Linked DNA regions of Homo sapiens: region 1 is linked to region 2. The links are chromatin contacts, found by Hi-C in ENCODE. All regions are on one chromosome and are shown on one strand. The core of a region is the stretch at or near the end of the contact, and the rest is flanking DNA. Distances in the headings are between cores, read along the strand shown. Region 1 overlaps LINC00882 (long intergenic non-protein coding RNA 882). Region 2 holds the start of CBLB (Cbl proto-oncogene B).

Region 1 (4,037 bases), core at 611-3,110, 1.2 Mb before region 2:
ATTATTTGAGTGCCTGTTGTATGTCAAGCCCCTTGTAAAGCACTGGGGAGAAAAAAGCAAATATTATAGCGTATAGGAAAGTAAGTAAAGATATTTAACAAACAACCCTAACGCAATGTGATAAGTGCTGTGATAGGGAATTTGGCTCTGTGATTTCAGTGTCAGTGGATTTCTTATTCAGTTAATCTCATCTGCCAAAGAAAATATTTTTGTAATGAGGAAATGTCACCTCTGTTCACCATTGGAAATTACTATTTATCAAGTTGTCATTTACTTGGATAATGTTATCAGGTATTGTCTAGCAGATAATATAGAGGGAAAATAGAACTATCTTCAATAGAGCCCCCTTTGACTTGTAAACTATGATACTCATAATGTTTAGTGCATGGTGTATATTTAGCTTCCTGCCCATCTGGTCTTTTGTTGAGGGACTGAACAATTGGTTTCCATAAGATCCAGTATTAATGAGAGCCCTCATTGTGGTTATTTTTATTACTCTCTTTCTTGAGCAGTTTTTTTTTTCCAAATGAGAATATTTACTGGGTACAAATGTAATTGCTTCAGAGATTTCCAGAAAAGGTGCTAAATTCGTCCTTATCCCAAAGCTGAATTTTAGTTGATCTTTTTTCCTCACCGACTTTTTCAGTTTTGTTTTTCACCACTTTCAAATAAGAATCAGTTGCATGTTCCAATCCTGGAGGTCTCTGAGTTTCCAAACTCTGAAGAAAGGGGCAAGAAAGGAAGAGTTAGGGATGTTAGAAGAGTTAGAAGAGTTACGAATGTTCCTATGTGCCTTCCGTCTGTCTTATACCTGCTGCGTGAGGAGCTGACGCCAACACCCAAAGCCCTGGACAAAGACTTCCTCCACAGTCACTTTCCTCTGACCCACAGGAACCTCCTTGGCTCCTCTCCCTCTTGCCTTCACAGCTTGACTTCCCCTTGTCATCTTGCCCTGTTAGGATCTAGCACCCTCAGAGCTGCTCTGGAAACCCCATAGGGCCTATCTCTGCCACTTGTACTACTCCACTCGCTCTCAGTAATGTGGGTGTGAGGTGCCTCGTCCCCTTGCCTAGCCCTTTCATAACATGGCTGGAAAGTCTTGTATGTGCTGTCCCCAAAACAGATCAGACAATGTTGACCCAACAGAAGGAGCATGGTCACCTCAGTCCCGGTGGGGGTTGGGGGTAGGGGGTCGGGGGAGCCAGTGAGGGGGAAGCGCACAGTGAAGGAGGCCTTGGATTTGGAGACAAAATTCATTTTGGGAGCCTGGAAGCTCTCTGGAACTGGACACAAACTCTTGTCTCTGTAGTTTGCTTACCCAGGGAACTTGGGTAAGAGCTAGTGAATAACTCGTATATGTATTATATGACCTTAATAAGTAATATTGTTTAGCCTGAGTTTTTGATACAGTTTTCAACTGCATGATGTTCTAACTCTGTCTGAGTTTCACAGAATTATTTCTCCAGAGTAAATTGACTTATTCTTCTGAGCAGAGCCCAGGTAGCCTAGTTATCTTAACTGTGAGGAACTGATAGAGCTCTCTATCTCCTTGGGGGATGTTTAAAAATACATAAAGCAAAATTATATCACCTTAAGAACGTTATGGTGATATAACATTCTTATCACCATGCTTTTAACATGCAGTCAGCCCTGCCAAATTTTCCTCTGCCATTGAGAATTGGAGTAATTATTATAAGTGCAGACAAAACTAGGTTTCTCTTGCAGGCAGATTTTTGTGATTGCACCCTGGACTTTCGTTCAGAATTCTTTTCAGTTTCTTAGGAAAGCTAAATGAAATTGCTGCAGTAAGGCCAGAGGGGGGCACCAAATAATCGTGATTGATAGAGTGGTTTGGCTGAGCATTTGCGGGAGGCTCAGGCATCAGGCCTGTGAGCCTCTGTGTCTGTTTTGAGCATTTTGGGCATAAAACATATTGAAGTCTCTTTGTTTACGGAATCGTCGTCAAGCCAGGAGCTGACACCCGAGCTTCAGTGGCCCAAAACATACTCAGCTAATGGGGAAGCAGCAGTTGGCAGGTTCTGTGGTTGTAAACATTTTAGAAAAATTTCTTCACGCTTTTTAGCTCCTTCCTTATTTCACTTATCAGAGTTGAATTGTGGGAAGAACTGAGAAACAAACTCTGCCATGCTCTTGGAAGGCGAGAATGCAGATGGGTCGTTCTTTCTGAGACAGAGGAATTATTGGCAATTTTCTAGGATTAATTGTTCTTGATAAATTGCTGAAATATCTATTTGGTCCTCAGGAAACTGGGGAGCATTCAATACCATTTAAAGTGTTTCTGCATTATTGGCTATTTCAGAAAAGTTGGCTTCCTCTGCTGTACTTCCTAAAGCCAGATTTCTAAATTCAATACAACTTTCAAAGCTATTCTACCACAATTGTTGCAATTTATCTAGTATGGAAAAGTAGTGTTTCATGTTTGTTGGTAGTTACTACTCCTTGTGATCTGTAGTTTGCTTAGATGTCCTTATTTATAGTGAATTAATTTAGGGCAGTGGGCAGGGGCCAGGGCAAAGGAGTTGGAATGTCCTCTATTCAATTGAGGAGGGTCTAGGTACGCTTACTTCATTCTTTGTCAGTACATGATGGATTCTAAGTCTTCTTGCAAAATACGTGTGAACACAAAAGTGATTAATTATGATCATGTCAAATTTGAAACTGATTTAAGTCCTGAACTATAATCTGTCACCTCAGTTTTCCTTTTAGACTTTTTGTATGGTTTAGGAATATTTCAAAAGTGTCCTTTGACCATCTCTTTTCATAAAGTAAAATCTGTGATCATGGGGTTACACGACAAGTCAGTTGATGCACACAGAACAATGCTGACTCAGGGAGACAGAGGCTGTGAGGGTTCTTATAAATGCTGACCCCTTCATATGCCGACATGTTCACTTAGTGTTTACGAACTTGAGCTCCGGAGCCAGACTACTTGGGTACTTGGGTAGGAATGTAGGCCCTACCACTTATTATCTATATGACTTTGGCAAGTTAGTGAGCTTCTGTGTGCCTCAGTTTCCTCATCCATAAAGTGGAGTAATGCTAGTATCATAGAGTTAGCCTGAGAATTAGATGAGTTATTATATGTAAAGCAGTTAGAATAGAACCTGGTGTATACTACTTCATAAGTACATGCTAAATAAATATTTTAGGTCAGGCAGGGTGGCTCATGCCTGGAATTCTAGCACTTTGGGAGGCCGAGGTGGGTGGATTGTCTGAGCTCAGGAGTTCAAGACCAGCCTGGGCAAAATGGTGAAACCCAGTCTCTACTAAAATACAAAAAATTAGCCGGGCGCGGTTGTGTGCGTCTGTAATCCCAGCTACTTGGGAGGCTGAGGCACCAGAACTGCTTGAACCCAGGAGGTGGAGGTTGCAGTGAGCCAAGATCATACTACTGCATTCCAGCCTGGGTGAGATTACTAGACTCTGTCTCAAAAAAAATAAAAAAAATTTTAAAAGTGATATAAAAACTATTATGTCAGTCCTATAGAATTTTTCCAGAGAAATTTACCATCAGGTGATTTTTATATGGGCATATATTGACTTAGTTGTTTCCTGTGCCTGGCTTCCTGGCTGGTATCTTAGGACCCTGCTGTTCTTTTATGCCTATAGAAACCTTTGGCAGGGCGCGGTGGCTCGCGCCTGTAATCCGAGCACTTTGGGGGGCCAAGGCGGGCGGATCACGAGGTCAGGAGAGCAAGACCATGCTGGCTAACACAGGGATACCCCATCTCTACTAAACACACACACACACACACACACACGCAAATTAACCGGGCGTGGTGGCGGGCGCCTGTGGTACCAGCTACTCAGGAGGCCGAGGCAGGAGAATTGAGTGAACCTGGGAGGCGGAGCTTGCAGTGAGCTGAGATTGTGCCACTGCACTCCAACCTGGGCAACAGAACGAGACTTCGTCTCCAAAAAAAAAAAAAAAAAAAAAAGAAAGAAACTTTTAAGAGACAAGAAATAGAACAATCAAAATCTTGTACAAAGATCATATTACAACCGACTCTTCAACA
Region 2 (4,409 bases), core at 637-3,136:
GGCAATGCCATTTTCTCATTAACTCATCTCTTTCAGTTGCAAAACACCATATAAAAGGAATGGCACATGCTATAACATGTATTTTGGGTATTTTACATTTATCCAGATATGAATATAAGTAATATACTTAGTTATAATGTTCCCTTAAGCCACTGTTTTGCTACATGCTTCTACACATTAATTCTTTTAAAATTTATTTTAAAGGTAACACAGTTTTTTTCTTTTACAGTCTCCCCTTAGTAAATGTAGCTACTACGACTATGAGTAAAAGAGATATGGATGGGTGGAGGAGATATGGAGAGGCCAGCACTTTTGTAGATAAATGCAATGTGAAAACAAGGAACTACTCTTTAATTACTGGCACAGAAATAATGACAAGGAAACAAAATTACTTCCTGAATCACACTTTATCACCTGACTGGTTGCAAAGGCACATTTTTTTTCTGTTTTCGTCAAATTAAAATCTTAACCATGTAAATTCAAGGCTGTAAAGGAAAACTCAGGATCCTTCATAGTAATAATTACAGTATTAAAATTCTTAGTTGCTAGAAAGTGGTTAGAACCATTGAGAAACATTTTATCAGGTTACGTGGTTAGAGCAAGATTTGAAAAAACAAAATCAAAAACAAAAAACCCAATGTAAAATATCAGAACATCTGAGATGTCCAAGCTGAAAAGTGTAATAAACGCTATCAACTGTAGTGGAAAGAAAGTTCCAAAGTATGAAGTCCAGAGCAATTGTTGGTAGCATGAGTGGTGGGATTGAAGTAAACTGAAATAAATGGAAGGCATTTGTTTAACCTATGATATTGCTGAAAGACAAGTCCCAGCACAGTAGCTTTCTCCTTTAAAGACTAGCCAGATGTCGGCCTTTTTAAGAGCACAAAGAAGGGAGCCACAGAAAGAGGTAACAATGCTGGTAGAGAATGGCAGCTACAGTAAGGTTGTTTTTAAATGGATAGAAATCTATGTAAAGGTGACTCCGACAAAACACAGTAGCTGTCTCCTCCTCAGTCATTTAGGCAGAAACTTGCACTAAGTAAAAAGGTGCAAGGTATTTATCAGCAATTCCCATTATCTGGTACTTTTATTGCTTTGGCATGATTAGCAGAGACTGTTTGGCCAGCGTTGTCAACTATTTGCTTTTTCATCAGCCTGATGTTTGGTCTGCAATCCCTCTAAAACTAACAGCAAAAGAGAAACTCGGAAACTTGGGAAGTTTCAGTTGGCATTCAGATGTCACCCCAGCCTACTCTCTGTGAGATTTATTCTGCATTTTAGAAGCTCAGTGGCTGTTGCTCTTTTTGATAGCCAACAAGAAGCAACGTCATAGACCTGTTTGGCTGCTGTCCTGGGTAGAAGGGTTTGGCAGCCCTAGGGAGATGAATTTCTCCAGCGTTGGACCCGCCCAGAGCGGAGAAGCAACACCCTTCCAGCCACTACTCTGTTGCTATGAAACAAAAGACTAGGAAGGTAAGCGAAGCAGGAAGTCCCGCCTTTCAGCCCCAGATGGCTTTGGCTCCCGGTCCCGACGCTCACGCCCACCTGCCACCCCTTATTGGTTAGCTCCTTCGTGCCTTGCATCCCTTCGTCCATTTCCTTTCCCGTTTCCACTTTCGTTCCCGGGAGAGTCCAGGCCCCTCATTTCTCTCCGAGTCCAATTCCTTTCTGACGTGCTGCGAGCGGGCCTTCCTCTGGGGCCATTGTGTACTGTGGAGGACGTGGACGGGGCGGCAGCGCGAGGAGGACGGGCGCCTCCCGTCCATTGGCTGCACCCGCTGTCGGGCAGTGCGCGGTTGCGCGGCATTGGCTCAGCGGCGCCCGGCCCCGCCCCCGCCCCGCCCCGCCCCGAGCCTGGGTCCTGTGTGTGCCACAGGGGTGGGGTGTCCAGCGAGCGGTCTCCTCCTCCTGCTAGTGCTGCTGCGGCGTCCCGCGGCCTCCCCGAGTCGGGCGGGAGGGGAGAGCGGGTGTGGATTTGTCTTGACGGTAATTGTTGCGTTTCCACGTCTCGGAGGCCTGCGCGCTGGGTTGCTCCTTCTTCGGGAGCGAGCTGTTCTCAGCGATCCCACTCCCAGCCGGGGCTCCCCACACACACTGGGCTGCGTGCGTGTGGAGTGGGACCCGCGCACACGCGTGTCTCTGGACAGCTACGGCGCCGAAAGGCAAGAAGGGAAGGGGTCGCCGGGGAGGCTCCACACTTCTTGCCGGCCCGGGGGCCCGGGGTAGCCAGGCGCGGGCCAAGGAGGAAGAGGGGACAGCCCTGGCTCTCAGCTGCCTTTGCCGCCGCCGTCCAGTTTGAAGTGGGGCATTTAAAGACCAGAACCCGCAGGCCGGGGAGGAGGGAGAGGGCGTCCAGGCAGACGGCGGTGAGGACTGCAGCAGGCGGCCGGGAGGCGCGTCCACCCAGGCGCCGAGCCCACAGTGTCCCTCCCGCGCCCTAGACGGACGGTGCTGCGGGCACGGGAGGGACACTTTGTCCCCTCCCAGTCCACCTTCCTCCTGCAGCTCAGACCCGAGGGGCCGGGAAGGGGCCTGAGCAGGGAAGGGACACAGGCGTCCTGAAACAAAGCTTTGGGTTGAGGGCAGAGGCGAGGAGCCAGAGAAGTGAACTCCTCCTTTCCGTGGCCGCTCTTGTCATTTTTCTCTTTTCTCTTTTCAAATGGGCTATTTGTGTGTTAATTTCATTTGGTTCTTGGGAATAACGACTCACCGCGTTGATTTAAAGAAAGGTGTTCGTGTGTCCGTACTTGGTGGTTTTAGTGTGGGACATGCCCTGCGCTTTTGTTGACAACAGAGCTGTCCCTTACGTTTGTGTAGGATAATCTTTATGTTTATGTAACTTGGAGAAATCTAACAGAGTGAAAGTGAAGTTTCTGCGTAAGGCTCCCAAAATGTATGATAGGACCTTCAGTTGTTCTGGTATTTTGAATTGGAATTAAGGCAGGAGGGGAAGAACATTCTGTTTTTATCTAGGTGGGGGAAACCTGTTTAAGTTTTGTTTGTTCTTTTTTTTTTTTTTATGAGTTGAGTATTAGTTCAGCCTTAGCTACTTGAAACGTGAGCAGGATGCATCTTTAACTCTTAGTATTGTAAAAGCAAATCTAGGATCACTGCTCTTAAAACTACTGTGTGTAAAGATTGAGAGTGTAAATTCACAAGCTTATTGATAAAGATGAATCCGGAACTTTTGGTTTTGCTCTAATCGATGGAGGAAGATGCAGTGGTACAAGTTAGTCTCTAGTTTTCTGGTGGGTAAATATTTTCAAAACCAACTAACTTTTCTTTTTTTAAATCTGCCTTTTAAAGAACTAAAATTCCAGATGGCAAACTCAATGAATGGCAGAAACCCTGGTGGTCGAGGAGGAAATCCCCGAAAAGGTCGAATTTTGGGTATTATTGATGCTATTCAGGATGCAGTTGGACCCCCTAAGCAAGCTGCCGCAGATCGCAGGACCGTGGAGAAGACTTGGAAGCTCATGGACAAAGTGGTAAGTTCTGTCTGACGTTGCCTGTGCGAAACACTATTCACTTTGTCTGTGGTTTCTCCAGATTTATTTATACTGTTAATTAATACCAACCATTGTTATGGCAACAATCTTTTGATTTCAATTCATCATTTTTCTTCAACTCTGTGTTTTTTGAAAAGTTGGATTCAAAGACTTTTTTGTTTTTTAACCTTTCATCCTTTCTACTCTTTAAGGTTCAGAGTTCCTCTACATGACTCAGTATGTAAAGTTTTACCATTGGCTGCTTTTTGTTGGTGTATGGCCATAGAATGCTTGGAAGTGTTTGTTCTGTCTTCTGTGAGGTTGTGTTGCTCTTAGATAACAAAAGAGTACCAGCAGGTTATTTAAGTCTTTGACCACTCATGACAATCATCTGGTATGATACTGAAAATATTTACTGGGGAAAGAAACAGATTAGTTCTTAAGTGAAGAAGCAGTAGTTGAGGGAGTTTCCATTTTCATCTTTGAGAATTCATCTTCATTAAGAAACTTTTTTTGTTGTTAATGGGAGAGTTAACAGTTTCTTTCATCTACTATTCCATTTTGAAACAGGAAACCTTTCGATGGCACATTGTTTATTGTGAAAGGAAAATTTATGTTGGGGGTGGTGAGGCTGAGAGTATCAGAAACCTCTGTGGTTTCTGCATGTTGCTTTCAGACAAACTATAATTTCACAAGAAGAAATCATGATGGGTGTCAGTATCCAGAGAAGTCAATCTGAATACCTTACAGAGATTTACTCAGAAACTGTAGCTGTCAGTATCCTACCTTACTAAGTATGATTATAAAATAAATTTAAGATGTAGCTTGCTGCTTTGCAAAAATTAATAATTCTTTTTTTTGAAGCAGTAGCACTGTCCTGGATTTATTAGTAAATGTTTGGAACACATTATGACTTTATTT

The links. Hi-C counts contacts between places; a loop is a spot of excess contacts on that map. Pooled maps may share reads with other maps.
Region 1: a loop to region 2 is called in a pooled map, with 5 times the contacts of the local background. The contact joins the enhancer-like site here to the promoter of CBLB in region 2. A Hi-C loop is called at or near these places in 3 of 50 pooled maps.

What each region holds. Positions count from the first base shown.
Region 1 is chr3:107,116,179-107,120,215 of GRCh38, reverse strand. The region is part of intron 2 of LINC00882 (long intergenic non-protein coding RNA 882); the gene reads left to right. Among named protein-coding and RNA genes, the nearest start is that of LINC00882, 120 kb to the left of the region's middle. Within about 2 kb of position 1,860, at least 6 of the 41 ENCODE cell types and tissues checked have a DNase peak (open chromatin) inside an H3K27ac peak, as active enhancers do.
Region 2 is chr3:105,866,489-105,870,897 of GRCh38, reverse strand. CBLB (Cbl proto-oncogene B) reads left to right here and starts at 1,886. Exons shown (of 19, transcript NM_170662.5): 1 at 1,886-2,162; 2 at 3,307-3,488. The coding sequence starts at 3,321. RefSeq lists a silencer at 1,688-1,917 and enhancers at 3,675-3,764, 3,885-3,934, 3,965-4,014.